Linked DNA regions of Homo sapiens: regions 2 and 3 are each linked to region 1. Evidence: chromatin loops called from intact Hi-C (ENCODE). Cell type or tissue: ascending aorta. All regions are shown on one strand. Links, peaks and the distances in the headings refer to the core of each region. The heading gives the core; the rest is flanking DNA. Region 1 overlaps RORA (RAR related orphan receptor A). Region 2 overlaps RORA (RAR related orphan receptor A). Region 3 holds the start of RORA (RAR related orphan receptor A).

Region 1 (10,170 bases), core at 2,915-7,914:
ATTTAGTATGAAAACAGGGATGTAAAATATCTTATCAACAAGCCAGGCATGGTGGTGCATGCCTATAGTCCCGACTACTTGGGAGATTGAGGTGGGAAGATTCCTTGAGCCCAGAACTTTGAGACCAGCTGGGCAACATAGTGAGACCATGTCTCAAAAAAAAAAATCTTATTAACTATTATTTTATATTGGTTACATGTTGAAACCAAAATATTTTGGATATGTTACGTTAAATAAGCTGCATTATCAAACTTAATTTCACCTATTTATTTTTATTCATTTTAAGGTAGTTACTAGGAAATTTAAAATTACATATGCCACTTCCATTATAGTTCAATTGGACAGTCCTGGTCTAGAATGAAGGCTTGCCAAAGCTATTTAAAGACTGTTAAAGTTCTGTATCATACACAGGCTCTTTTTGTTTCAGTTTAATCCTAGAAGGAAGAAATGTGTTGAAATTGCAGCTATATAAAATCCTTGATGGACTGAAACTAAGGGGGAAAAAGAGGAAGCAGGTGGGTTTGAAAGAAGGAAAAAAGGAGTATCTAGCATTTTCTTTTAAAAATGTCATTCTTGATTTATTTGGTGGCACAAAGTGATTTTCTTACGTTTCTCAGACTGCTTGAGTCAGTCTATATAGAGGCTATTCCTGGATCTTAGTTGAAAGCTGTTGCCTTTCTAATTGTTTAACTGATCACTTCTGAACGACAATTACAGTTCATTGTTATTCCCTGTTAAAAAACCATTGACATCCATCCAAAAGTTATAGCTTACAGGTCAGGGAATATTTATGTGATATTTATAGTCTGTGAAGAAAACCCTGGGGAACTGCCAGTAGGGAGGATTATTTACCAATTTCTTTTTCTTCAAGTTTGAATTTATTTGAGATTTATATCCAAAAGACATTTTGTAATCCTGTGTAACTCTGATGTGTGACTATAATTGTGCATGTTGGTCAAGTTCAAGGAAAAAAAAAATCTTTTTTCTTTTTAATAGTGGGGGCTGGGAACCCTGGTTGATTCCACTAAAAACATCACAGACCAAAAAAAAAAAAAAAAAAAAAAATCCACTCAAGGAAGTAGTGTTACATACTTGAAGAATTTTCTGAAGTTAGCCAAGAAAAATAAGCTACGATCAAGGAGGAAAAGCTGGAGTTTCAGTTTTCTGGAGATTGTACTTCCTGGTAACATAAAAACAAAAGTTAAATTCAGAAAAATTCAACTATGAAGTTAGCATCACATAAAAAACAATGGAAAATATTTAACTATGCGCATATGTTTGTACACAAACAGAAATAGATATAAACAGACCTTAATTAGCATTGTAGACTTTAATTATCTTTGTACAGTAATTGGGAATGGTTTTGTTCTGATTTATTCCATAATGCTTACTGTGTTCTGTTAACAACTCATTTTTTTCCCCTTCCAGCCCATAATAGAAGGCTTTTACTGCATACTTTATTACATCTGCTTCTCATTTAATGACCATTGTTCTGGTCTGTCAGAGCGAGTGGCTATACAACTTCCCAAATCTGCAAGATTAAGCAAATATTTTGACAATGTCTAGTTTCTTTTTTCCTTTTTTTCAAAACATACCAGATAAAAATAAAAAGATTTTTACTTACCCACACAACGTTAGGAGAGTTTTTAATCTAACGACAATAAAGAACTAAGCGGCAGCAAAATGTACTTCATGTGGCAAAATACATCAAGCAATTTTCTGTCCCATTTCACTTAAAAAGTCCTAAGAATCTGGTCTGAATCACACAGCTGGGGTTAATGGGAGCACTCCTGGACTGCAGGGAGGTTGTGGGCCCCTGGGCAAACCACGTGGAGACCTTCAAGCTTCTAGAATGAGACAGAGGCCTTCTGCTCATTTTGGAGGGCCCCGGCAGGTAAGCTGAATGATAGGTGTCTGAATCACTCACTATGAAATGTCATTTTTAAAAATGGTCATGCTACATACAAAATTGCAATACCACTGATGGCATAAGGACCAGGGTCATAACTCTCCCCAAAGAAGGTGGATACAAATACACAAACAGAAGCATTTCTAAGCAACTGGGCAGAGAGATACAGAGAAAAGAGGATACAGCGAAAAATCTATTAACCCATAGGCATTCATTAATTCTACAAATGATCTAATGGTGGGAAGCAGAAAATACACAAATAAACCAACAAAAGCATGACATGGACATAAATGCTAAGAGGGAATGGTATGTGGAAGATGCTGCAGTCAGTGGAATGAGGGAAAGGGGTTAAGAACAGATGAGCTTTCAAGAGACAGTCTATGCCTTTCAGAGTAGTTTAGGAAAAAAGTTACCGAAAGATAACTAGGAACAGAAAACAAGGTGACAGAAAGGACCGCATTAACCCCAGAAGCATAAGCCTCTTAAAACTTTCTGGTGGGGAGCCTCTCCTTGGAGGCAGCAACCAGGGAAAATTCCCGCAAGGAGGTCCTACGGGAGCAGCCAGAATTCTACTAGAAAGACAGGAAAGACATGACAGGGATGGGTCTGTAGGAGAGCATCGGCAAAGATAGCAAGAGGATGCAATCCTCTTTAGAGGAAGTAGAGGTTTGCCTTGTTGCTATTAGATTGCTTCACATCTCCATTGGTTTGCGTTTACTATAGGGCGGAAAGCACAAAGCAGGATATGTATGTGCTTCAGGAAGCTTAAGTGCAAGGCAATGGGGTTCATTTGTGAGCTACTGGCAAACCATTTGTATTTGGGGTGGGCGTCCCGTGCAGCACGCCTCTGGAACAGTCCCTTCACTGTTAACACCACTGACTGGGCCCTTAATTGGAGCAGGTCTGCGCGTTTTAATAAACATCTTTGATGAGTTCTCTGGACTGTTCCATTAAACACTCATTCTACCAAAAATGCCTGGTAATTCTCTCTAAAAATGTTTTCATGTTACCGCTTCCAGGTCTTTCTAAAGTTAGGCAGTACAAAGAAACAAAAATCCAAAAGACTTGACTTTAATTTAGAAGTCTCAAAGAGAGTGTTCACCCTAGAGCAGAGATTTCTAAAGTTGTAGTATTGGACTCGCTTGCCTCCACCCCCACCCCTGCCCTTCTCCCAAAACAAGAAAACAAAGCAGCATCAAAGCTTGAGGTACAGAACAGAATAAAACATGTTGGTGCAGATTTGCTGGCCTCGGTGAAAACAACCTGAATCAGTAGGTCTTGGGGTATCTTCACTTTTAACAAACACTACAGGGGATTTTGATGCAGTCAGTTCAGGAATTAAATTTTGAAACACACTTTTGTCAGGCGGCAACAGGGTAGATAGCTTAAGAATGGGGTAGGAAGCTAGACTATAGGAATTCAAATCCTAGCTCCTCTACTTCCTAGCTGTGTGACCTTAGGAAATAAACACTCTGTGCTTCAGTCTCCTTATCTTCAAAATGGGATAATGGGAGCAATGTGTAAGAATTGAAAAATATGTAAAGTACTTAGTACTGTGCCAGACATGTCGTAAGTGCATGAAAAATGTTAGCCACTATTAACAGTGGATTCATCCCAAAGTGATTTCAGCTAATGAGCCAAATTTGGGTAGAGGAAGTACGCTGAAGCAGATTCCAACCAAACCAATGAATGAATACAGCTAAGCATAAAATAGAATCCTTATTAGGTATCCTCCCACCATCATTTCAGTACGGTCAGCACCAGTCTATAAGCTGTACAGACATCCTATACAATATCAATCTCCTGTAGCACAATATATCCTAACAATCCTCTTGGGCACAGACGCAGCCACAGGGCAGGAGACAAAGCAACAGAACCAGCAAGCACGCACTCTGCTGCCTCACTTCATGGGAATCCCATTCAACACCAGTCTAGGAAGAGATGACCTTGGAATGCAGATCCAGTTAATTCAATTCAATGAGCATTTATTGAACCCTTGTGATGTATCAGAGATTCACCTAGATGCTGAGGATAATACAAAGAGCAACAAGAAAATCACCCTGTCCTCAAGGAGGTCATAATCTAGTGGGAAAAAGAGATACAAGTAATTGTAAGGCAAGGTGGCCTGAGATGAATGCTATAATAGAAGATGGAAGAAGGCCATGCGAACACAGAGTAAGTAGTAATTAACTCTGATGGGGGCAGTCAGGAAAGGCTTTCCTGAAGAGCAGACATAGCATGCCATTGTGAGAGATCAATAAGGCAAGCCTATGAAATTGTTTAATGACTTTATCATTCATGGAAACAACCCAGAAAAAGCCTGAGGGACCATCTCTGTCTCTGCATTAACATGGGTGTGTTTAAGATTTGATTAAATGTTTGTTGTTTCTGTAACATCGCATTTAAAAAAAAACCAAGTATGAACATTCGTCTATTATTCTGATCTTCTTCAAAGAGAGAAAGAGTCCTAGAAATACTTTTCTTTTTTCCAAAGCAAACCCTCTGCATTAATAGCAAAAGAAGAATGGCAAGTTATCGAACGTATTATGAACTAGTTAGCCAAAGCGCAAGTCTGGGAAGGCCCACATTTGTTTTATGTAGCAATGAGACAAAATATGAGAGTTTTTTTCTTCTTATATATGGTTGCCTCTTTCTACTTGACTATAATCATTAATAATTTCTTTGGACCAGCAGAGGAAACAGGTATTGATCACAATAAAACATTGCATCCACAAACACTTGCTATAGCAGGTTATGGTCTCCATGGAAACCCTCCAATAGAACCAATCTGAATTCAATTTCAGAAGTAATGAGAACAGATAATTTTACACTCAATCAATCACTGTCAGCTGCCGTTATCAGCCAATCAGTCATTATGTCAGTCAGTCACACTCTCAACAAACTTCTTCTGTGGCATGGTCAGATGAGAATGTTTTGACATCCAGAAGCAACACGAGAAAATTGGCTCATCTTTCCTGGCAAGATGCCAAAGACACAGCACTGCATTGTGTTTGCTAAGGCAATAAACAGTCCAATCAAAATACACTGTGGTAGCGGAAGATTCTAGGCAGCAATTTCAATAATTGTTATGATACTGATGGCAGAGACGTACTTTCGACCCAAAAGTCATACAGTTTAATCCTCTCATTTAAACATGAAGAAACAGAGCACCAGAGAAGTTCAAGTATCTGCCCAAAGCTGCACAGCTAACTGGTGGAAAGCCCACGACTAAAACATGAGCATTCTCCCCTTCCAGTGCTCATCCAGGATGCCTTGCTGCTGCTCTTCACTGCCTTCCTTTTTGAGGCAAGAGGGTAAAGGGATATTTGAAGATTAGGTTCTAATTCTAAACAGAGAGCCCCAAGCCTGTGGGAGACTCACGGGATATTTGTGAGGCTTGTGCTTTGGAGCCAACTCAAACCTCTTGCTGTTTGGGGTTAGCTCGTCCTTGGCCAAGTACAACTTCTGGTTTCTAAGGAGGAACAAAAGATTTTGAAACACTACAGGGCAACCAAATCACTGTTACAAAATGACATTTTCGATAAGTTTAGTGCAGGACTATCAAGAACACATGGACTGAATTCCCTAAAAATGCTTGGGAGAGGGAGGTAAAATTTGAGGGGAAAAATCTGGCAAAATACAGTTGGGCTCTTGTCAACCTCAAATGTTAGAAATGTTGGCATTTGGGAATTGTGAAGAATCTGAAAGGTGTCTGGTTTCTTTCTTTTTTCTTTTTACTGCATTATTGCTTTGTCCATTTCTCAGAGACAGTTCTCTGAGGCTGAGGTTCACATTCTTCCTTGGTAAAACAGATGGTTGGGAGGCCGAGGCAGGCAGATCACGAGGTCATGAGTTCGAGGCAGGCAGATCACGAGGTCAGGAGTTCGAGACCAGCCTGACCAACATGGTGAAACCTGTCTCTACTAAGAAAATACAAAAATTAGCTGGGTGTGGTGGTGCACACCTGTAATCCCAGCTACTCAGGAAGCTGAGGCAGGCGAATCACTTGAACCTGGGAGGTGGACGTTACAGTGAGCCAAGATTGCACCACTGTACTCCAGCCTGGGCGACAGAGTGAGACTCTGTCTCAAAAAAAAAAAAAAAAAAATAGATGGACCAGCTTGATAGTTTGCAAACTTCAATGTGCATGGGAACTTACCAAATCTGTTAAAAATGCAAATCCCCAGATCCCACCTCCAGACATTTTCATTCAGCAGGTGAGGCTGGGCCCAGGAATCTGCCTTTTTAACAAAGGACCCAGGTAATTCTGATGCACTTTCTTTGCCAATCAGTGTTAGAAAACATTGGTTAACTAATGCTATTTGGTAAAGAATTTGGGCCATTTTGTTGATGGTAGTTTTCCAATTACATTCCTCCCCAAACATTCCAACTTCGTAAATTGTGTGTATCACCCATATTACAAGAACATAATTCTAATGGCTATGATCACAAGCTTTGATATATATATATATATATATATATATATATATATATATATATATATATATAAAATATATGAAATATACATTATAGTGCCACTTTCTATTAGCTGTAAGTAGGCTTTATCTTAAATAGGTAGGTGGTATATGGGACACTAATACATCCCATCAGAATTTGTCTAAGGCAAATGAGGTGAAAAAGCAAAGCAAGAATATGGGTTCAGGCTTGAGCTAAAACTAGTAATTGCAAAAAGAACAGTTTGGAAGCTTTCACATGAAATGCTTGCTTCATTTCTCTAGTCTGCTTGCCTGACCTCAGCTCACGATACCTATTTTATCTTCTCGCAAAACATTGATATAAAGCTTTTTGCCTGTTTCTACATGTAATACTGATCTTTTCCCTCCATTTCCTTCCGGGCTTTATTTTTTTTTCTTTTTCTGATGCATTTCAGGACATTTGATGAGTCTTGGAGTGTGTTTAAATGATGACAAGCATGTGATGTGTACACTAGGTAGACCGTACACCCTATGAGGACAAATACAGTTCTTTTTTTGCCATTTCATCCCCTGAACGTGTCACAGTACCTGGCACAAAGCACTTAAAAATATTCATCGAATAAATAAAATGAATGAAAGGATGGATGGATGGATTACAGACAAGTAAAAACTCATCCATCTGGAGGCTGAATGAATGCAGATACTTCAAAAGATCTATACTTTATAGTCATAATCAATAATCACTCATTTTTTCAAAGGTTGTTTTTATTGATAAAACTCTTGGTTAGGTGTTGTTGACCCCACAGAAACCAAAAGCAACTATAGTATTTTGTAATTATGCCTTCCTTTGTAAAACCAGCTATCATATAGATTTTTCTTTGCCAGGCTTATTTCATTGTTGTTTTGACTGAAATGGAAATATTACTGGAAGCTAAAATAACTCATAGACATTGGGTGAACCATAGGGGAGACAGTCAGGAATGGGGAGATGGAAAAAAAACCCAAAACTCACCAGTGCAATCAGCAACAGATCCTCCAGAAGCCTGTAAAAATTAAGACAACTTTTAAAACTCTCTTTGCCTGTCATCACTACACACATCCCAGGCTCACAGTCTTTCTGCATCATGCAGATGACAGAGGTAACCCTTAGGAAGCTTAACTTATCTCACTGGTAGGTTTCACAGCCTCATGCCAGTGACGTCACAGAAAACAACTTTAAATCTTCCATGAAACAAGCAAACTGGAGGAGAGATGAATTCAATGAGCTATCAGAGGTGCTTTCCATCCTATTAGAAAAAAGGAGGAAAGCAGGAAGGAAGGCAGTAAGAAAAGGAGGAGAAATTAACATTTGTCGAGCATCCATTGACAACCAGGCGCCACACTAAACTCTTCATATTTTATCTCATTTGAAGCTTATTATATTTCCAGGGGGTGGAAATTCATTGGTTCATTTTATTTTATTCATTTATTTACTTTATTTATTTTAGAGACAGCTCTCACTTTGTCATCCAGGCTGGAGTGCACTGGCACAATCATAGCTCACTGCAGCCTCGAACTCCTGGGCTTAAGGGATCTTCCTGCCTCACATTCCCAAAGTGCTGGAATTACAGGCGCGAGCCACCATGCCCAGCTAGTATGTTCATTTTATAGATGAGGGAAATAGGGCTCAGAGAGGTTCATCCCCATGCCCCAACAGCTAATGAACAATAAAGCTGGGACTAAAGTAATAGCAAATATTTACTAAGGACTTAACGTCAGTCAGTTTCATGTGTGTTAACTATTAATTCATTGAATCCTCCTTTTAATCTTATGAGGTAGGTACCTCTATGCCCTTTTCAGAGGTCACAGAACAAACACAGAGAGGTTAAATAACTTGCCCAAGGAGTCACAGCTGATACATAGCAGAGCTGGGGCTGGAACCTGCGTGATCAGCATCAGACCCTCGTCTCTTAACTACCACACTCAGCCATTCTCTACAATAGCGTCTAGGTTGGCCTTTTTCCAAAGGCTAAATCCTTTCCGGAATACAACTTTGATTTTATGTTTCTAGAGAAAACAAAAAAGGCATACCTCAACAATAGCCTATTAGACTTTTCCAAGCATGACAAATCATGTGTATTTGTTATATATACAGATAGGCTATGTGGTCTTAATTAAGGTGACCATATAATTTATTGTCCAAACCATGAAAGAAGGTGCTATCAATAATTATCCAGGGACAACAGTGGTAACCTGGAACTGTTCCAAGATGGCAAGGGTGCCTGGTCACCCTAGTCCTAATGAATAAATACACACACACACACATACACACAAACACACAAACACACAATTAGATATCGTTACTTTCAGACACATTCTGATACTACCCGCTGGAGTACGGATGTGTAGTTAAATGCTTTCTAACACTGTGTGAGCCCACCCTCCTCCCACCTCAAGAGCTGCTAGCCCTTTCTTTACCTAATGCATTTCTTTTAACTTGTTTTCTCACAAAAGACTGTACGTAATTGGTCAGCCATGAGAGATTAATTTGTGCTTAGCTGGCTGAGCGGACACAAGATAACTCAATAGCGGATGATGCCAGTGCATGAACCAGCAGCTTCTCTCGATAAGCCTTCCTACCTACTCGGGACCTCGTCCCTCCATAGCCTGCTTCTTTGGGAATTGCCAGCCAAGTCCTTTACTTTATTTACCTCATTTTTGCCTGCCTGGAGAAATTCAAACTTGCAGTTTTTAAGTTTCTTCATGGGCCATTTTTCTTACGGAAATAGAAACAGTAGCAAAGACACCCAGACTCTCCCCTTCTAAAGCAATGCATCAAAGAGTGCACTGGGGTATGTGGATAGCAGAGAAACTGAGCAAGGGCAAGTTTATGCATATCCTTCATCCTGCTCACATTGTTTATAACTGCAGTCAGACACAGACAGCAGGCTGAGAGTGATGGACATGGCGATGACAATGGCGATGATGGTGATGGGAAGACTTCTAAGAACTTAAAAAGCGTTTTACACAGATGATCTCATCTAATGCTATCTCAGCCCTAGGTGGTGGGTGCAATTATCATTCCCATTTTAGAGATGGAAAAACAGATATTTACAGAGGGCAAACATTCTGCCCCACGTCCAATCTAGGTAACTTAACCTCAGAGCTAACACTCTAACCCACAGGGCCTGGACATTCAAATGCACAAGTCAACCACAGATGACAGAGTACAGGACAAATTGGACTGGAGAGATCCATGCCTCCCAACTCCTCATCTCACAGATGAGAACTCCAGTTCAGTCCTTTTGCCTCCTCCAGAAAATACTTACCTGTCAAGAACTTTGTAAAAATGAAATGAGAGAAGGTTAAAAACATAACCAAGAAGTGCTACATAAATGTTTTCTACTGTCACTAGACCAGCCCTTAAACGCTATTTCAGAATGTATTACTCTAATAGAGTAATTTTTAAATACCTGGACATCAGAGCTAATTGGACATCAGACATTGGAGCTAATTCCACCTAACCATAGAAATGCACTGTGGCCTGGGTTTATGCCTGTCATACAGTTCCCTCCCACGGCAGGTACATTTGCCACATCCCAATACACTGCCAGTAAAGATAAAGTACCTTCTAATATACTTATAAAAGCACAGAGTGCAGGGGCTAGGGACTATAGAAGAAGGCAGGAGGCAAGGAAGCAAAGGGTTTTATTTTTTTTTAATGTCCCCAACTCCTCTAACCTGGTCCCTTTGCTTTGTTTGGCTGGTACGACAGGTGGTGACTCTTAAGCACTGTGTAGCCTGCTCTTGTGTCCAGATTATCCCAAGCAGTCTGAAACTTCAAGA
Region 2 (10,170 bases), core at 3,181-8,180, 94 kb before region 1:
AGCCATCTTCCTCTCTCAGACCTCTTCCCTCGGCATCGCAGCTCCTGACCTCCACTTTGGCCTTAGTGCTCCCTCGGAGACTTCTTGTCATTCCAATCATGGATTCACTCACTCATTCACTCACTCATTCATTCATTCCATTCATTGTATTATATACAACAAACTGCGACCTTGTTCCCACCATGAACCAGGCATTCTTTCAGCATGGTAGCCCTGCCTCTCAGGTCTGAGAGGTCCAACTGTCTGGGCCAGCCTTGTCCAGATTCTCTACTGGACAAAGGGGGCTGGAGAGGAGGGGCATGCAGTCATCAGAGGCTTCATTTTGTACAAATTGCCTTTGAGGTGTTCTTCTGACTGGAGCACAGCAGGGACGCACGTGCTCACTTGCAACTCTGGGCCAGGCTGGTCCTGAGGTACCTGTGATAATCAATCCAGTTGCCATAGCGGCCTTAAGTGTTCATTTACCACTATGCGACCTGGAGCAATAATATATTATGCCTTTCGCCAGAGGGAGCCGTGCCAGCCTCAGCACAGGGCGGCCGTGTCGGCCATCAGTCACCACTCCCCTTCACAACCTTTTGTTCCCCGCTCATTATGGTGAATTATAACAGGGGGACAGCACATTTTTCAGGAGAGTTTCTCCTGTTAAGTCTGAGAGCTAACTCTTCCCGGGTTGTTCCAAGTCGGCTGTGCTAGCCCTGTACCCCTGCAATGTTTATGCACGGGACAGTGCCGTTCACTGGACTTCCCTCTTTTCCCTCCTCTTGCACTTAGAATGGCTGAAAAGCAGTGTGTGTGCACATTTCTACAAGGCAAGATAAAAAACCACTCCAGTGTATTTACTATAAATATTGGATACTGCATTTTGTTGCACTCTGTCATGTGCCCGAAGGCCTATCCTGGTGGTAAATTACATTACAGAACACTAAATAGGCCATCATGTCAGCTTTGAGCCTTGGCATTGCTACTTCAAGATGAGTAGAAGATCACTTCCAAAGTCACACATGGGAGGATCAGGGGCCAACACCTCCAACCCTATCAGCATTTTTTGAAAATGTTTCACTCTAATAGTGATGGTGAACATTCTAAGATCCTAAAAATTAGAGGCTGGGTCACAAGATTAGATCACTGAAAGAAATTAAAGATAAAATTGTTGGCTAAGATGATTTCTAATAGCCCCAAACCAGAAACAACCCCAAAGGCCATCAATTGGTAAGGAATAAACAAACTGTACGTCCATACGATGGAATACTATTCCAGTAATAAAAAGAAATTATAATACAACAACATGGATGAATCTCAAAAACATCCGCTAGGTGAAAGATGTTGAACAAAAAAGAATATGTATTATATTATTGTATTTAGATAAAACTCTAGAAAAGGCAAAATACAGAGACAGAAAGCTGATCTGTGGAAGCCAGAGGCCAGGTTGCAGGGGGACGGGATTGAGAGCCAAGAGGCCCGAGGGAACATTTTAGGTGAGGGAACTGTTCTATGTATTGTTTCAGATGGTGGTTATGGTTGTAAACAATAACCAAAATTCATCTAACTGTATGCTTATAACTGGATTACATTGTATGTAAATAATATTGTAGTCAGCCTGTAATCCCAGCAGTTTGGGAGTCCGAGGCAGGTGGATCACGAGGTCAGAAGATTGAGACCATCCTGGCCAACATGGTGAAACCCTGTCTCTACTAAAATACAAAAAAATTAGCCGGGCATGGTGGCGCGTGCCTGTAGTCCCAGCTACTCGGGAGGCTGAGGCAGGGGAATTGTTTGAACTCGGGAGGCAAAGCTTGCAGTGAGCCAAGATCGCACCACCGCACTCCAGCCTGGCAGCAGAGTGAGACTCTGTCTCTAAATAAATAAATAAATAATCATAATATTTTAGTCAGTGGAAGAAAAGGAAAACAAATGTTGACCAAGGCAAATGGCCATGATTTTTCTCCTATGTGATAGCAGACCTGCAAGAAAGAAGTGGTATTGTATAGAAAAACAAGTTATACTCATTAGACAAAATCAAATGAGCCAACTTTGTGAACCTAAGCTTGGAGACACCAAACACTTCATAATTTTTATGGCATGGTGATAAGCTATTACATATACCAACCCTGGGATGGAAAAGCCTTGTCAGTTGCAGTTCAACCTCTGGTTAATTCAAGCTGGGTCTAAAAGGCACTAAATTGAGTGTGGTTTCACTTCCTTGGACTTCAGGTTCCTTGTCCTTGAAGTGGAAGGGTTGGATGAAATGGTTGTTAAAGCTTCAAAATGATACAACTGTGCCAGTCTTTGCTCAACTCCAAGCTCTTTAATGTGTTGGCGTCTCGCGATTCCATTTAGCTATTAGGACCCCAGGGCCAAATCTGGCTTGTCCCAATGTCATTGTTCTACAGAACCGGGTGAAGGGGCCTAAGATACTTGGAGGAAAGTCTACCAGTGCCATGGTCAACAGTGGGCCCTCCCAATGAGACAGCCTCGGGCTGAGTTCCCTGTCTGGACACAGCAGCCAGTTTCTATGATGCTTTCACCCAGAGGTGTTCTTGGAAGATCTCCAGTGTACTTTATTTTTAGTTCCTTGGTGAGTGCTCACTTTGTATTCTAAGAAAACTTTTAGATCTCAAGACAAGGAATTTTTGATCTCACTTTTTTACGCAATTATGAGTCATTCCACATGTTAGCATTAGCAACCCAAGACCTCCCTCTCCTCACTGATCTATCTTTTTCATCTCTTCAAAGATCCTGGAGGTAAGGAAGGGTTTTAAATGTTTGCCCTTGAAAAGAAAAGACGTGCAAACCGGAAACTGGTGACTAGCACTGCTGTTGTTACCAAGAAATAGTTTTTAAAAGCAGACATTTTAGGAAGATAATTGTTGATCTTTGCATTACCCACCAGTCCAGTGAGCAGGCAAATCTCCTATGCATAAAATCTGCTAAGTCTTCAAGCAAACTCACCTTTCCTAAAGGATTGAATTAAAACTTAATCCATAATATCTTCGGAAGATTCCCCCTAATTTTTTAAAAACATGGAATTTTTTTTTTCATGTGATAGATCTGGTTGAAAACCAAAATATCAGCAAAAGCCACAGCTCATCATAAACGTAACTATCTATGGAGCCCTTACATAATGGTCAGCTACTGTGCACACAGTAGATCTTTCAGACCTTACAACTAGATGTGGAAACTGAGTCTTAGTGAGTTTATGTCTCAAGGCCAAGGCTGCCTCGCCTGTAAACAGCAGAGCTGGGATATACACCCTTATCAGACCAAATCCCAAATCAGTGCTCTTCCCCCTAGTGCTTATTGTCAAATTCTGGTTTGTCAAATTGTCAAACCAGAACCAGGTTTCCGTTTTACGTTTCTATTCATAAGGCGAATTATGTGTGTTAAGCAAGATGTTCGGCAATTATTTGCCCATGGATGAAAAGGTGTATGCTTAGGTTTCTTGTATCTTATACTTTGCTTCACATTAGGGATGTAGCCTCAGGCACACATTCATGTGAGCAGTGACCTGTAATCAGTTTATAAGATTATCACTTAAAAGAATTTTCCTGTTACTGATGATACTTAGAGATTGGCTGTTAGAATGCTGTGTGAATGTTATATGCATATACATACAAACATGTTTTCTCTTTATCCTTGATCTTCCTATCCTCCTTCAAAACAAACACCGTCTTTAATCTTTAGGTTTATGTGCAAAAGTGATAATGCAGACATACCCTGGGATGGAGGTGGGGAGGACACAGGCAACTGGGCATAAGGAGAGATAATAAGACACAATTCCAAGGCTGGCCTTTGCTGGCCTTACACATTCTGGAACAAATAAAGCTAACAATATTATCAAGCCCACGAAGCCCTGTTAGAGTTGAAATTGCAGCTCACTGAAGGTCAAATTTATTAGATTTTCTTTTCTGCCTTCATAGAATGGTTGAATAACAACTTCCTATTTTTAGCATGAACTCTCCTTTGTAATTGCTTCACCCAAATCAAGAAAGCTGGAGTCAGGGTACCTGTATCCATCTTTGCTGGCATCATGTTCTAAATCAAGTCCAAGTAGCTATGCATAGTAGCATCTTCTTATTTTGAGACTTGGCCCTTCAACTAGTGGTTTAGAAAGAAAGGTGACTTTGCTAGGATGCTGGGGCAAAAACCAGGGTGCTGAGGAAGACTGCCAGGTTCTGCAGGACATTTTAAAAGTACACTGTCAGGTTTGGGGTTTAACCTCTCACATGTCTTTCTTAATTTTTTTTTTTTTTCACTTTTAAAGTTAGCTTAGGAACGTCAATTCTGATTCTATTCAATCTTGTTCTGGCTCTTGTAGTCACTCTTCTGAGGCACTCTTGTTCTTTGCTGTATCAAGGTCATACTTAAAAAGAGATGTTATTTCTTGATCAGGGTTTTGAGAGGATTACATTTTCAATGTGAAGGTTCAGCCACTGTTTTAGAGGACTGTACTAATGAGCATAAGACAGAAGGTCTTGGCCCAATGTGGACCCGCATTCAGTTCTATTCTCCAAGGATGACATCTTTAACCTCAGCCAGCTATTTCGCAAAAGTGAGTAATGGGTCGGCTGGGCATGGTGGCTCATGCCTGTAATCCCAGCACTTTGGGAGGCTGAGGTGGGGGGATTGCCTGAGCTCAGGAGTTCAAGACCAGCCTGGGCAACACGGTGAAACCCCATCACTACTAAAATACAAAAAATTAGCCAGGCGTGGTAGCGTGTGCCTGTAATCCCAGCTACTCGGGAGGCTGAGGCAGGAGAATTGCTTGAACCTGGGAGGCAGAGGTTGCAGTGACCCGAGATCATGCCACTGCACTCCAACATGGGTGACAGAGCCAGACTCCATCTCCAAAAAAAAAAAAAAAAAAAAAAAAGTGAGTAATGGGTCAAAGGGGACCAGATGAGAGCATAAATGAGCATAAATATATCACTTCTATTAACTAAACAAACCATAAAATGGAGGCCTTTTGCCATAGTCAGTCAGTCGTCCATTATCATGACAGGAAAAATCACACATATGCTCTCATATGAGTTGTCCATCTGTCAAAGAATTTGTATAAACCGAAGAACAGTAACATGCACTGAAGATGAAAAGCACCTGGGGAGCTTTAAAAATTCCTGAGGCCCAGGCCACCCTGGTCCCACCTGGGAAGTCTGATGTAACTGGTCTGAGATGGAGCATGGGCATCAGTATAATTTAAAAGCCCCAGGAAGATCCTCCCATGCAACTAGAGCTAGAACCACTGGTCTAGACCCAGTTGGCCACAGTGAACACCGTACTAAGGGCCAGGGACTCTGCACAAACTGCCTTAATGGGTGGAGTTACAGGTGGTAAAAAACAGAAAACCGTATACAATAAGCAGCACGGAGCGAGATGCGGTGGCTCAAGCCTGTAATCCCAGCACTTTGGGAGGCTAAGGCAAGTGGATCACCTGAGCTCAGGAGTTCAAGACCAGCTTGGGCAACATAGTGAAACCCCATCTCTACCACAAATACAAAAAAGAAAAAAATGGCCAGGTGTGGTGGCAAGCATCTGTGATCTCAGCTACTTAGGAGGCTGAGGTGAGAGGACTGCTTGAGCAAAAGGGGCAGAGGTTGCAGTGAGCTGAGATCATACCACTGTACTCCAAAAAAAAAAAAAAAAAAAAGCAGCATGGCCCAGAATTCCTGTCTGATGCTTCCCATATTCCCAGAGGGCAATACACCATTTCCAATAATCGTCCCTGCAGAAGGATAGAAAAATGTCAGCAACAAGAGTGACACTTAAAACTGCACCCCAGACTCCTGTGGTTGAGATGCTGCATGCCCAACGTGGTCTGACTTCCCACTGACTGACCTAGGCATAGCACCAGGTGGAGCATGCAGACATATCAAGGTTTCCATAGGGTCCACAGCTCAGAGATATAACAGATGCCCGATAGGAGCAAAATGAAAGATTGAAACAAAAACAAACAGCCCACTTTGGTTTTAGAGCAGAGAAAGCTAGGAGCTGATTGGCTTAAGAGCAGAGAGGAGGAAGGCTATAGTTTAATATACCCAGCAAATCCAGCAATATGGGGCTGGACCACCCCATATAGATAACCTATAAAATATAATTTCCCTCCCCACCCTCTCTCTGAAAATCCAAACTCATGATCACATAAACTGCACAAATCATGGGAAAGAACAGGAACTCTCATCTCTCTTTTTAAAGGAAAATATGTATTCCACGGTTCCTGTTGGCACGAGCTGGACATTACAGGGCTGATATCTCTGGGGACAAGGCACAGTGCTGGCTTCTTGCATGGAGGCAAGTGGTGCCAACTGGCCAGCATACCAGGTTGGCTCTCTTCCAGGACACAGTGGCTTGCATGAGCTCCCGTCAGGGGAAACGTTGTTATATCATGGCTGCTGCAGACAAGAAGATGATGGAAAGGATAAGGCTCTCCAGGCTACAACTACCGAGAACAGTGCTTGTTAGAAAAAATACTTTTCACCATTAGGGGAGGAAAACGGCTCTTTCTCCAAATTCCTCCCATTTGCTCCCCATCCCTGCCATGCATAACAATATGTTCCATTCAGAAGTAGTGTTAGAAATAAAGGATTGCAGACAAAACTGTACTTTGGAAAAGGGAAAATAATTGGTTCACTCAAGGGGCACTTTTTTGGCAAACCCAAGGCAACTCACAATGGTACATATGCTTGTCTATCCCAGTGCACATGATGAGACCTGAAATCGAGAGGTCACTTCTGTTTGTGGGAAAGCCAGGATCACTTAATTGGCCAGAAGAGCCAGAAGCAAGCTAACCTATCAACCTAGCTTTTAATCTATGAGGCAGAATCTATTCCCTGACTTTTTCACACAGGTGATGATGCTCATAAGTTCTCCCAGCAGCTGGGCAGACTGACGAGTCAGGAATGTACCAGGTTCCCCACCCTGAGTTCAGGCTGGGCTCACTCTAGCACTCAGGTGGGTTATATGCAGGAGAAACCAAGGAACCTCCAGGAAGAAGATGCATTCCAAGGGGAGAGTGAAGCCAAGTGCACCTTTCTGAATCAAAGATAATGAGCCAGGATCAGCGGGTGTGCTGAGGGTGATTCCGCACAGCGTCCCCCACCCTGAGTGTCCTATGTCCCATGGGAGAGCAGCTGCAATTGCATGGATGAATAAAACCAAAATGACTCCGACTCCCTCTCCCTCTCCCTCTCTCTCCCTCCTTCTCCCCACGGTCTCCCTCTCCCTCTCTTTCCAGGGTCTCCCTCTGATGACGAGCCGAAGCGGGACTGTACTGCCGCCATCTCTGCTCACTGCAACCTCCCTGCCTGATTCTTCTGCCTCAGCCTGCCGAGTGCCTGCGATTGCAGGCGCGCGCCGCCACGCCTGACTGGTTTTCGTATTTTTTTGGTGGAGACGGGGTTTCGCTTTGTTGGCCGGGCTGGTCTCCAGCTCCTAACCGGGAGTGATCTGCCAGCTTCGGCCTCCCGAGTTGCCGGGATTGCAGACGGAGTCTCATTCACTCAGTGCTCAATGTTGCCCAGGCTGGAGTGCAGTGGCGTGATCTCGGGTAGCTACAACCTCCACCTCCCAGCCGCCTGCCTTGGCTTCCCAAAGTGCCCAGATTGCAGCCTCTGCCCAGCCGCCACCCCGTCTGGGAAGTGAGGAGCGTCTCTGCCTGGCTGCCCATCGTCTGGGATGTGAGGAGCCCCTCTGCCCGGCTGCCCAGTCTGGGAAGTGAGGAGCACCTCTTCCCGGCCACCATCCCGTCTAGGAAGTGAGGAGCGTCTCTGCCTGGCCGCCCATCGTCTGAGATGTGGGGAGCGCCTCTGCCCCGCCGCCCCGTCTGGGATGTGAGGAGCGCCTCTGCCCGGCCCCGACCCCGTCTGGGAGGTGAGGAGCGTCTCTGCCCCGCCGCCCTCTCTGAGAAGTGAGGAGCCCCTCCGTCCGGCAGCCGCCCCTTCCGGGAGGGAGGTGGGGGGCCAGCCCCCGCCCGGCCAGCCGCCCCGTCCGGGAGGGAGGTGGGGGGCCAGCCCCCGACCGGCCAGCCGCCCTGTCCGGGAGGGAGGTGGGGGGGTCAGCCCCCACCCGGCCAGCCCCTTCTGGGAAGTGAGGAGCCCCTCTGCCCAGCCGCCACCCCGTCTGGGAGGTGTACCCAACAGCTCATTGAGAACGGGCCATGATGACGATGGCGGTTTTGTCGAATAGAAAAGGGGGAAATGTGGGGAAAAGATAGAGAAATCAGATTGTTGCTGTGTCTGTGTGGAAAGAGGTAGACATAGGAGACTCCATTTTGTTCTGTACTGGGAAAAATTCTTCTGCCTTGGGATGCTGTTGATCTTTGACCTTACCCCCAACCCGGTGCTCTCTGAAACATGTGCTGTGTCCACTCAGGGTTAAATGGATTAAGGGCGGTGCAAGATGTGCTTTGTTAAACAGATGCTTGAAGGCAGCATGCTCGTTAAGAGTCATCACCACTCCCTAATCTCAAGTACCCAGGGACACAAACACTGCGGAAGGCCCCAGGGTCCTCTGCCTAGGAAAACCAGAGATCTTTGTTCACTTGTTTATCTGCTGACCTTCCCTCCACTATTGTCCTATGACCCTGCCAAATCCCCCTCTTCGAGAAACACCCAAGAATGATCAATAAAAAAAAAAAAAAAAAAAAAAATGAAACAAAAAAGGGCCGTTTTCCAGAAGTCATGGGTAGCACCTGGCTAGTGCAAAGTGCAGTCTTGGGTGCTGTGCTGCCTGCAGCCTCCGCAGTGGGAGATGGTACCTAAACAAGGTATTGGGAAGAGTTGCAGCAGTAATGGCATCATTAACAGGCAGGGCATGGGGCCTTGGGGCCTCAGGGGCAGCTATTTGTGGGCATCAGAAGTGGCATTAGTGCTATCCACAGACAACAACACCACCCCTATGGCCACCTGTGGGCATCTATAGGGGTGGATGATGCCTTGATGATTTCCTTGGATGTCATGGCTAAGCCATTGTTTTTTGGCAGCTGCAGCTTCTGAAGATGTTACTGAGAGCCACAGAGAAAGTGAAGACGGCTAAGACAACCAGGTCATGCGAGACATGCCCAAGACGCCCAGATTGCTTAAAAGACATTTGGGAAAGGGAGCATTTAAAGTTCTTTCCAGAGGATGGATGGGGACAAAACTACCTGGAGAGCCTATTTTTTATTCCCAGGCAAATATGACTGAAAAAAAAAAAATCACAGGTGTTAAAGAAGAAAAATAAAATTGGATGAAAAAATGTCTCTGCTTTTTCTGGTGATGCAAATACAAGGCATCATCCATTTAGAAGAAATAAATACATTTTTTCTTTCCACTCCAAAATGCCAACATTTACAAATGAGTTATAGAAGTCACTTCTGGAAGGCAAAATACTCTCCATGGTTCATTTCCTCAGTCACTCAACAAATAGTAACTAAAAATAGATGAAGTTCCCAGCTAGTGCAAATGTCTGTCAGGGATAAGTAACAACAGAAACAACAATATATAATTTATGCCAGACTTTTTTACATGAGCAACCTCATCTAACACTTATGACCCTACTGTGACAAGTACCATTTTCTCCTATTTTAAAGATGAAAAAACTGAGGCTTAGACAAGTTATGTGACTTGGTGAAGATAATAGAAATATTAAGGGAAAGAACAAGGTCACACATTTGGATCTTCCAATTCTAGCCCTAGATTCTTCCCATCCCCCACAACAAATATAAGATACGGTCCTATTCTCTGCTTTCAAGAAACAGACACAAACCCATTAAAGAACTAGAAACTAGAACCTGTTTCTATTCTCTCCTGGTTCTAAAGGATGGATGCAGAAGAGACTGATAGTTCAGGCAGGAGAGGAATCAATGGAAGCTGGAATTGTCAAGGAGTTGTTCCAGAGCAGGAGAGATATAAGGATCTGAACAGGCAAACAGGAAACAGGCAGAGTTGAGTAGAAGTATATTCTGAGCGGTGGACAAGATGAAGAAATATGAGCTTTCTTCCTAAGGTGTGCTGGAGTGATGAGATACAGCACAGTAGTGGTGTCCAGTCCTGCATTCTTTCCTTCCCCAACATCTCTGAAGCACCTAGCATGCACCAGGCACCTTGTTACACCCAGTAGCACACACCCCCTATGACATGGCCCCTTCCCCGTGAAGCTCACAGCCTAACGTGTTGAGGCAGCTGAACCCCACGT
Region 3 (10,170 bases), core at 3,079-8,078, 190 kb after region 1:
ACCTTGTGGCACCATAAGATTCTCAAACCTCAAAGAAAGATTCAATTACATTCTCAGTGTTCTTTCTAGAGTAGGAAACGGGACTAGTACGTTTAGAAAACGTATTCAACAAGTAAAGGACAAAAAATACTTTGGGTTAATCTACTGTTAGTCAGAAAAACCAACTCATCAGTAATGTCCTGGCACCCTTAGAGAAAAATCATGGTTTACTGTGTATTAATCAACACTTAAACACTGATTCTCAGGTTTTTTTTAAAGCATTAATTTTAAAAATACAATTTTATTTTAACATACAGCCTAAAAAGATGGGTGAAAAATTTAACAGCTCATTTCTAAACCAACACTTCCTGCGTGAATTAGATATCAAAAAAAAAAAAACCACTAAAAAATGATAGAAGAGAAAATGAGAGACAGAGAGTATTATTCCTAAATTTTGAGTAAGGAAGATAATCTTCATATTCAGAAAAGTATTCCAAATTCTGGATGAGTATTCACTCCAACACTTGAAGGCCTTTCAAAAATACTCTCCTTGTTTCTGCACACTTTATCACTAATCTGGGATGAATGGGACAGGAATCTGTGAGCGAGCAGATGAGGTCTACCTCAAAGTCCCTGTATATTGGCTCATGGGAGACAATGAATGTGAACAGCCAGATATGTCATAATAGGAGAGGTGCGTTTCCTATAAATTTTTTTATTATTTGTTTTTGCACACATGGCAATCACATTACAGCTCTTTCCCCAGATACCTGGGAAATGTGGTTATGCATTTGGCTTCCACAGAAGTGTAAGCTAAGAAGCTCAATTCATCAAGTAGCCTGGGAAGATGAAGGGGGAAAGGAAGAGTAAACTCAGAACACATGGCACATGCTTAAGATACCATACCATATGAACCTCTAATAACCTCCAACTCCATCTCTCCTGTCAACATGGTACCGCAAGCTCCTAAACACAAAAATGGGAGAAGGTGGATCTTAATTCAGAAGTGACATGTCCAAGGAAAAGAACCCATGGGCTTGTCTCACTCGAATTCCAAAGGTTAGCTCTGGACAGAGGGCAGTTTGCTTCCAAAAGTGATTCAGCTGTCACTAAAAATCCTCAGAACATTTTTATCCGGAGGCACATCTATTACAATTAACATTCTCACGCCTCCCTGTGTCCCACTTCAGGAGTCTAGTGTGGAACCAGAAGTGTGTGCTACAGCCCCCACCTCTGCTACCTTGAAAACAAGCTGAAGGGTCTCATCGTTAGGGGCTTCAATGCAGGCTCCATACTTCAGTTTCAGACGTAGAGGCATTTTCTAAAGCCAAGGGCTCCTCACCATGCCAGTAGGTATTGGAAAATTCCAGCAGGTGACTAACATTAGAAGAGTCTCCTATAGATGTTTTGAACCACTCAGGACTTGAATTCTAGATTAATAATTCAATTTTTTTTAAGAAATAAGGGGGAAGCAACAGAAAAGGTTATCATAACTATCATCAAATGCCTTTTCTATAATTATTATATTACATTTTTAAAGGGTATTATTATAAATGTTTTTATGAGCAATTTACCGGAAAATTAAAGTCCTTTAGTTTAAAAAATAATTATTTTATCCCTCTGGCAAAGGCTTTTCTCCCAGTCAGCAGCTCTTTCAAACTATGGGGCATCATTTGTTCACTGTGGCGAGCCGGGTCCATGTGAGGAAAGTTGATCTGAGAATCAATCTCTAGAAAGGGCGCTAAATTGCTAGGTAAGAGCACCTACTAGAAAGTGAATCAGCCAAAACTGAAGGGGGCAAGAGAGGCCACGCACTTTCAAAGTCAAAGACGTATGTGGTTCTAGAAGTCCTCAGGGCTACACATAAACTACAGGCCCTGTTAACTGATTTTAAGTCAATCTAAGCTGAGCTTCCAGGGGGTTCGATCTCAACCCAACTGAGCTTTTCACTGTTAATCCCATCTTTTGGTTTCGATTTTTCCCTTAGGTCTGCCGGCCCTAAAAGCCTTCAACCTTCAGCACTGGTGTTCCAAACCAACTGTGTGGTGGTACACAGCCCTGTGTGGATGACTTCACTGAACTAAAATATGTAAGCTTCTGGCAAGCACATATAATAACGAGATTCTGAAAAAGGGTTTTTAACAACAGTTATGTCACGAGGCTCATGGCTCCCTGAAGTCCCTGAAAGCCTTGTTAAATTAAAGATTCGCTGTGGTTTTTTTTCCGCTTCATTCCTACTTCCCTTGTCGCTTCCTGCCTTTCTTTTTTCTCTTTCATTGTGTTGTTAAGATGGAACTGAGTGACACCAGCTATCATTAATATCACCTAGAAAATGGAAGAGTTTCATTAAAACTGCTAACATTCCCAGCAGTTTTATGGACAGGGGAAGGTCGTCTTTCAGATTATAAAGTCACACACCTGATTTTGTAAGCTCAGGCAATAAAGGTACACAGTGCATCCACACTTGGATTCCCAAGAGGGAGGAATTCAACAGTAGCCTCAAGTCTACCTAGGTAATGTCTCATGAGGTCACTGCAATGTCATGAGAATTCAGACCACAATTTCTGTGGACTTCAAACACTGACTGGGTAGAAGCTAAACCTGCTACCCTTTGGAAAGTATCTCCCAAATCAGAAAGCTTCCCATTTCACCCAATGCCAAGAACTCCACTCCACCCTCCTGGAGGTTGAAAATGCTAATCATAAGGTGATGATGTTTGCTTTTCCTTTCTAGTTGTGTGCCTTTATGTTTTAAGTATTTAAAAGGCATAATCACCTAGTGTGTAGGTTAATTTCTTTCCGATATTGTAATTTATGCAACATTAATACTGGATGCCAGCTCCAATTTTCTTACTGCTTACACTCTGGGAGCCGGCTTGCATATTCTGCCAACTCCATTACATCATCTGAAAACCCAAACATTTCCCATTTTCAAATCACTCTCAACTACCAGGCATACTTACACATTCTCTCTTTTTCTCCCTAGCTCACACACATAAAGATTGGTACCCCTGAGGAGCAGATGCTACATCTGAGGTTAAAGTCTGCAAATGCACATAATTTCTGGAAGCTATTACTACTGCTGTGTTAGCTAAAGGATGCCTCCATCTCTGACCTTCCTTTTTCCATTCAGACTGTTATATAACCTAGTGCCTGCGTGCAGGATGTGAGTTGAGTGTTTGGGCCTTACCACCCCCCTCCCATTAAATCTTCCAGGAGGGACAGACAGGGGCTGGTTCAAAGAATGAGTTGGGGTGGGGGCAGAGGGTGGGGGGAAGGGGATATGGGTCAGCAGGTCAGCTGTGCAAGATGTATCCCACTCCTACTATGCCCCTCTCCCCTTTTTGCTGAGCCTAAGGGGGCTGGTGGCACTGAATGCTCCGGCGTTACATAATTTGCAAGAACAGCAAGTTACGGATTTGCTAGTCGGCTCTGCAGCCTGCCACCCTGATCGCTTGCAAGAACACCTTCTGGCAAGAATGACACCTGAAGATGTTAATAACACAGGGTGTGGGGGGGTCAAGAAGGAGAAAGGTGGCAGCACAAACCAAAAATTAGTGCAGCTTCCTAAATACTATGTCCCCCCCATTCCAAAAAAAAAAAAAAAGCCCCAGAAACACATGAAGGGGATTTTCTCCAGTGTTTCTGATTAACCCTGTTACATAACCCGCTCGCATTCCAAATCCACCGTCTCAGGGTCTAAATATACTCTTTGCAGCCAAAAGCTCCCCGCACACAAACTCACCGAGCTAGCGGCAGGTCCAGGCCCCCAGCCCTCATCCCCTTCCCTTTTGTCCCAGCCCTCGCCGCCCCCCTCCCGCTGAAACCGCGGTTCGCCGCGGTCACCCTTTGGAAATCGCCTTTAATTAAATGTTTTTCGCGTGTGTCATCCTGATGGCTTTTACTGTACTCGAATTCCGTGAATGGGAAAGCGCCTGGACAGGGGGTGTGGCTAAGGTGGGGGGGGGGATACTGTAAAACAGCCAGCACATGATCAGCCATATTCCTACCTCCAACTACAACATCGAGAGGAAGGGAGCAGTTCCTGGGGCCCCCATTCGCCTCTACCCAGCCCTCCCCAACCGCCGCCAGAAGCCGAGTGCAAGAGGAGGGGGCGCGCTGGGCCGGTACCCAAGCCGGGGCTGGAGAAATCCTCTCCGTCCCCAGCTCCAGGCGGCTCGCGCGAGCACGCTTCCTCCGGAGTGACAGGCGCGATTTATACATTATTTACAACAGTAATTAAAGCTGTAGCTTCCTCCTGTTCTTTGCAAACTCCAGGCGCATTCAAATAAATAATCCCCCACTCTCGAGAAAAACACACATCAGGTTCCAATACCTTCAAGAAAGAGTGAGCTTTCCTCAACAGCTCACTTTAGGAAAGGAGGGAGCAACTGAGTCCCCCCCATCCCCCCCAACACACGCAGACACAGACCAAACACCAAAATGAAGAGTAAAAATCGCCAGGGGAGGAGAAAACATTGCTTGCACTATCCAACCAGCATACAACTTGCACTGACCATCCCCAGGTTCCTGCAGAAATGCTTGGAACCTCCGAGAGGGAAGGATTCCCAGAGCAGAAATAAGTTTCGGTGCTTGCTTTTGTAGACGCTCCCTCCGGATGCGCGTGGAGCGCCCCACAGGACCGCCGCCCTCTGCGCGTTGGCGCGCACACGCCCCCCGCCAGCCTGGGCGCCGGGCTCCGAACCCCCGGTCTGCAAACTTGCGCATCTCCCCTCGCCGCGCCCGCCAGACAACTTGGCGAACAGCTCGCCCGCCCGCACCCCGCTTCCTTCGGCCCTTCCTTCAAATCCCAAACGCACCGCCGTGCTCCAAAGAAGGTGTCCACGTCGCCCCCAGACCCCGGAGCGCCCCCTCTCCACCCCCGGGACTTCCCAGGTCGCTCACTCCTCCCGCCCCCCGCCCAGATCTGAGAGGGACCGAAAACACACCCCCGACTCGGGCAGCCAGGGCCGAAACTGTCAAGAGGAGAAAAGGTAAAGCGGAAGGAGGGTGGCCATAAACAGATTTTTTTGCCCCTTCTTAAAAGGACACTGCCGCTTTAAAAGTTTCTTTCCCGGGCCCCCACTCCCCGCATCTCCGTATTTTGGGGGAGCGTATTTAATTGAGGCAACGCAGCTTTCCTCCAGTGTTTGCAGAAAAATCAAAGCCAGGGGGGTGAGCCCGCCGGCTGTCAACCTTCCCGCCGCCTCCCCCGCCCCACTCTGCTCCCGCAAGCCGAGAACGGGCTGCAAAAGTTTGCAACATTTCTGGGGGGCGGAGGGGGGAGGGGAGGGGGGTCCTCCGGGCTCGGGGCGCCGCCGCAGGCTCGCGCGCGGCCGCCGGACCCCGCGCCCCGGGCGCCCGCTCCCGGCCGCCCCCCGCTCCGCGCCCGGGCTCCCGCCGCCCCCTCCCCAGCCCCTCTCCAGCCTCCTACCTCTGCTGGTGCTGGAATAGCTCTGTCTGCGCACCGGGGCAGGCGGCTCGCTCTTGCGGGCGGATTCCTGGTTCAGCGGGGTCTCCCTGGAGCCGGCGGCCGCGTCCGCGCCGCTGCTGCCTGGCTCGCTGGCGGCGGGGTCGGGGGCTGCCGGAGCTGACTCCATGTTTTTTCCCAATGTAGAGATCGCTGGAGATGGCGAGCTCCGAGACTCCCTCTATCTTCTGTTTTCAGAGCAACTCTATGGTACCAAAAAAAAAAAAAAAAAAAAAAAAAAAAAAAAAAAAAAAAAAAGAAGGAGAAGGCGACCGGCGAAAGCAGGAGGGAAAAAGCAGGCGGCGGCGGGCGGGCAAGCAAAAGCGCGAGGGAGCGCGCGGAGTGTCTGGGTGGACGTGTGTGTGCGCCCGAAAGGGGACAAGAGGCGGGTCTGGCCACAGGCAGCGCTAGCGAGAGCTTCTCCAGCCGGCCCCCACACCCACATTCCCCACCCTCCAGACCCCAGACCGAGAGCCACAGACTGGCTGCCAATTTTGGGAGGTGGGGAAAAGAGGGGAGGAGGAGAACAGAGCCTCCCGCGCCCCAATCCTCCCCTCTCCCCAGCCCAGGGACAGAAATTAAAATCGGTGAGATGATTCCGTGCCTACTTCTGAGACTCTCTCGGGAACAGAACTCGTCCCCATCCGCTGCCAGCTTGGGTAGAGACAAATCCGATTGTCCACGTCCACGTTGGGAAATCGCAGGTAGCCCCCTGCCAGCCCTGCCGAGGGCTGAGGAGAAACTAAAAAGGAATTAGAACGGGGCTGACATCCCAAGGAAGGCGGAGGATGGGAGGACGTGGCACTTTTTACTTTGGGATGGGACGGCCAGTGGGTTTCCAATCTTGGTTAAAGACATCTGTGTCTAAAACAGATTTTGTGAATCTAGAAGCGCCATGGACAGTTTCTGGCATGGTTGAAAGAGGTCGCTTTCAGCTCCTTTGCTGTTTGTCCGCGAAGGATCCAGAAACCATTTGGCAGGGCATTTTCTACTGAAGAAAACTTTGGCCTGTTTGGTCGACAACTATCTAAGCTGGATAAAACATGCCACGCTGCATCTAGCTCAAGCGTGGCTGCTAATTGTCAATTCCCACTGGTACTTTTCCTATTAAATGTACAGTCTCATCCATAAAAGGTAGATATACTGGAGAGGCATTACTAATGCCCGGATAACATTCAGATAATTAACAGCTCCTAATAATTCGTATTATTATAGGCATCATTCTACACCCTCCTCCCATTGAAATACATTCATCCCCTAGTAGGTACCTAAAACTCCAGGAAAGCAGATAATTGCATCATCGTTACCTTGACTGCAAACTCCAAGATGAAGGAACAATACAAATTGAAAGAATGGAAAATACTCCAATGGTAGTAGCCTGATTTGTCTGCCTTCATACTCAATCTACCACTTTCTTTTGCCTGCGAAGACACTGTGGAAATACGCCCCACCTTCCTTTCAAAAGGATCCAAAATTTTGACAATAAATAATATTATTAGAGGCCAGAAGGTGGCATAAATATATGTGCTTCAGAACGTGGGGTAGGCGGAGGGAATTGGGGGACATTTTTCTTTTGCTAACTTCCTGGTTTGGAAAAATGCTTTAAAAAATAGTAAGTGCGGGAAACCCAGTTAGCTAATCCTTCAGAGGAACCGCCATATGCCAAATTTCACACATAGTTTCTGTTACTGTTACTGATCTTGATCTTATTTCAAATACACAATGCCCTTTGCCATAGTCTGTGTACTAATCAGCAAAACCTGTGGTCCACTCTTCGGGGTGATGTAAATGAGATGTGAACAGTCCTGATACCTTAATCCTGTCTCTGCAAGGATCCCTGGCTTTAGCCTGTCTGTTGGCGCCTACAAACAATGCACAATTGTCTCCTCCATCCCAAATCAGACGTGTGGGTTTCCCCATACGTGAAAGCACAGATTTCCAGAGTAGCCTTCACAACATTTACCATTGGTTAGCCTGTTAGTAATGTTCTTGATGCAATTGACCTAGCTTGTTACACTTGACTTTTCTAAGGAAACAAATATATCAAAGTGTACAGTTTAAGAAACAACTTCCTCTGGGACAGTGAGCATCTCAGAATACATTGGCTGCCTCATGTTTATTTTAGAATACTTTAAAAAATACTCGTCACATTAAATTTCACCAGTAATTCTATCTGGGACGCAAGTGACTTAAAAAGTATCCCTGGTTTCCTTTTAGGTACCAGTAGCAACTTGTTAACATTTTTTATTAAGTCTGTTCCCCTTGGACCTTTAATGAGTTTCTTACTGTTCTCCTTTAACTAAGGTGATGTTTAGTCACCCTGAAAAGACCATCTAGAAAATAGTCATAATGACCTGAATCAATTAAAATAGACTCTATATTCCCTTCAGAAAAAGATCGCAGCTCCAAAAAGCCATTTCTCCTAACTCTCTAAGACAATTACTGCTTCTGCAATTTAAAACAATTGGGAACTCAAGTGCTTTCCCCAAGGGAAAAAATAAAAGTGAGTTAGATACATTCCTTGACTGTCAATCACTGTGACTAAAGTGTAAATTACCTGGATTGGGGAAGCATTTGAAACCTGAAAAGCACAGTGATTAGGTTTATATTTCTTTCCTTCCGTCATGCTCCCTTTCGGATTACTAATTAAGGCTTTCCAATTTTCCAAATATTTGAAGAGATGGGAGCCTTCCTTAGACTCTGCTCATTGACAAAGGGCAACAGTGTTTGCTTAAAAATGGTTATTTTACTTTGCACCGAGTTCCCTGAAAATGGCTTAGAAAAGCTATGCTTGTGGAAGAGATCAGCCTAATTTCAGTTTTTTTGTAACTCCTCTTTGCAACACCACAGCCATCGCCCCCTACCTCCTTGCCAATCCCAGGCTCCTCTCCTGATGGTAACATTACTTTTCTCCTACTCTAAGGTAATTACTGGGAACCTCAAAGTTAACTTTGACTCCTCTCTTTTGCTCCTGCCCCTAGTTCTCCACATCCTAACATGCTTGCCAAGTGCTACAAATTCTACCTACATGACATATGCCCCTCCTTTCTGCAGCCATCCATGCAGTTCCAGACATTATTGCTCACCTAAACCATCTCAGTAACCTCTTAAATAACTGGCCTTCAGTCTTATAACCATTCTAATCCATTCCAGATAGTACTGCCAAGTTAATTACCCTGAACTACAGCTCTCATTTCCCACCATGTCACTCCCCTACTTACAAGACTTTAATGGCTCCCCATTGCCCATGCAATTAACAACTAACTAGTCAACGCGGTATTGAAGGCTCTATCTCCCTATCTCTGCACTCCTATACCAAGGATGGCAAGTCGATCTCGTCATGTGGAAAGGTGTGGGCTGTGATTGATTTATGTTATCTCCCATGGGTGGAGGATAGGGAGTGTGACACTCCTGGCAGGAGTTTGTCAAACTGTCTTACATCCTTATGTAATCTCCACAATCCATGTGCAGTACTCAGGCCAGGCCACATGCTGCTGCCTGCTCCCCCTCCTACTTCTAGTCCATGATACATAGATAGTTGCCTCTGCCTCTTCTCCCTAAAGGCCCTCCCTGCCTTCTCTGTTTACTGAAATCTACCTTCCTTTCAAAGTTAATTCTAAATGACAGCTCCTCTGTGGAGCCTTCCCTGATTTACCCCAAACCAAATATTTTAACTATCTTAGTGCTGTGCACCCCTCCTAAGGCATTTGGTCTGCTCAATCTACCTTGTATTGTGGTTGTTTGAACATTTGCTTTTTCCTCCCTGGTGGAAGACATGCTCCTTAAAAACAGGGACTGTGCCTTTGCACATAGTAGGCATTCATTACAGTTACTGGATTTGGGAAATGCAGTTGATGAAGTCATCAAAAAGTAGCATGTCCACACGGTAATTCCATTATCCAACAAGAATGAAAACCTAAGCATTTCAACTTTCAATCACTTGAAATAAGCCTTTCCTTCTTGGATAAAAGATTCATCAGCATGTATGTGCTGTTAAAATTTATATATGCAAAAAAAGTTGACAGTTATTTTCTTGCATTTCTTGAGAGGGAGAGAAGGGAAATGATGGAAATATACAGTAGAATTTCCTTGGGAGTATGGAGCTTTCTACAACATGCACAAGAACAAAGAAGACAGAAAATTAAAACTGAGTGCCCAGACAACAAGTTTTCCTTCTTTCAAGAAAGCATCCAGAAGCTGAAGCTGGGCTATGTGCAGAAAATAGAAGACACACCAATGAAAATGCAGCACTGCTCTTGGGCATGGGAGGGGCTCCATCTCACTGCTTGTCATTAAGTTGTCCCCCAGCTGGTAAAGTCCAGGGTAAGAAGCAGCCAGAGAATCAGTGATGTGAACCTGATGTCCTCCTGGGTGGTAACAGGAGAGCCAGACTTGCCAGACATGAGGAAATAAAGACGAAGATTGAAACATGCAGTGTCCACCCTGGATGATCCACTCCACCCATGCCCATTTTATAGGTGAGGAAATGAAAATATAGAGAAGAAAAGTGACTCGCCCAAGGCCACACAACTAATCGGTGGCATGATGTGACTGACGGCTTCAGACTGCCTGAAGTCAACGCCCAACTCTGCCACGTGCTGGCAATGTGGCCAAGGGAAAGTCACTAACCATTTCTATGCCTATATTTCCTCATCCATAGATGAACATTGTTGGGGTTAGATGAGATGATCCTTCTGAAATCTTGGCACTCAAAATTCTGCT

Evidence for each region. Peaks named below come from ENCODE experiments on the same cell type or tissue, not always from the same donor. Only the 100,000 strongest peaks of a DNase experiment are listed, where the experiment ranks them.
Region 2: it touches region 1 in a loop (2.6-fold over the local background); 8 of 110 quality-filtered maps call a loop at or near these places.
Region 3: it touches region 1 in a loop (2.0-fold over the local background); 2 of 110 quality-filtered maps call a loop at or near these places.

What each region holds. Positions count from the first base shown.
Region 1 is chr15:61,033,747-61,043,916 of GRCh38, forward strand. All of the region lies in intron 1 of RORA (RAR related orphan receptor A), which reads right to left. It overlaps LOC107984805 (a long non-coding RNA gene), which reads right to left. Exons shown (of 3, transcript XR_007064660.1): 2 at 1,093-7,388. Among named protein-coding and RNA genes, the nearest start is that of RORA, 190 kb to the right of the region's middle. In ascending aorta, for the core only: no CTCF peak of the experiment used is centred there; a DNase peak (open chromatin) is centred at 4,882; H3K4me3 peaks cover 485 bases; H3K27ac peaks cover 2,450 bases.
Region 2 is chr15:60,939,068-60,949,237 of GRCh38, forward strand. The region is part of intron 1 of RORA (RAR related orphan receptor A); the gene reads right to left. Among named protein-coding and RNA genes, the nearest start is that of RORA-AS4, 180 kb to the left of the region's middle. RefSeq lists a silencer at 6,143-6,437 and an enhancer at 7,901-8,658. In ascending aorta, for the core only: no CTCF peak of the experiment used is centred there; a DNase peak (open chromatin) is centred at 6,304; H3K4me3 peaks cover 816 bases; H3K27ac peaks cover 255 bases.
Region 3 is chr15:61,223,641-61,233,810 of GRCh38, forward strand. It overlaps RORA (RAR related orphan receptor A), which reads right to left and starts at 5,662. Exons shown (of 11, transcript NM_134261.3): 1 at 5,413-5,662. The coding sequence starts at 5,578. In ascending aorta, for the core only: CTCF peaks have their summits at 5,616 and 5,823; DNase peaks (open chromatin) are centred at 3,816, 5,571, 5,851 and 6,060; H3K4me3 peaks cover 3,556 bases.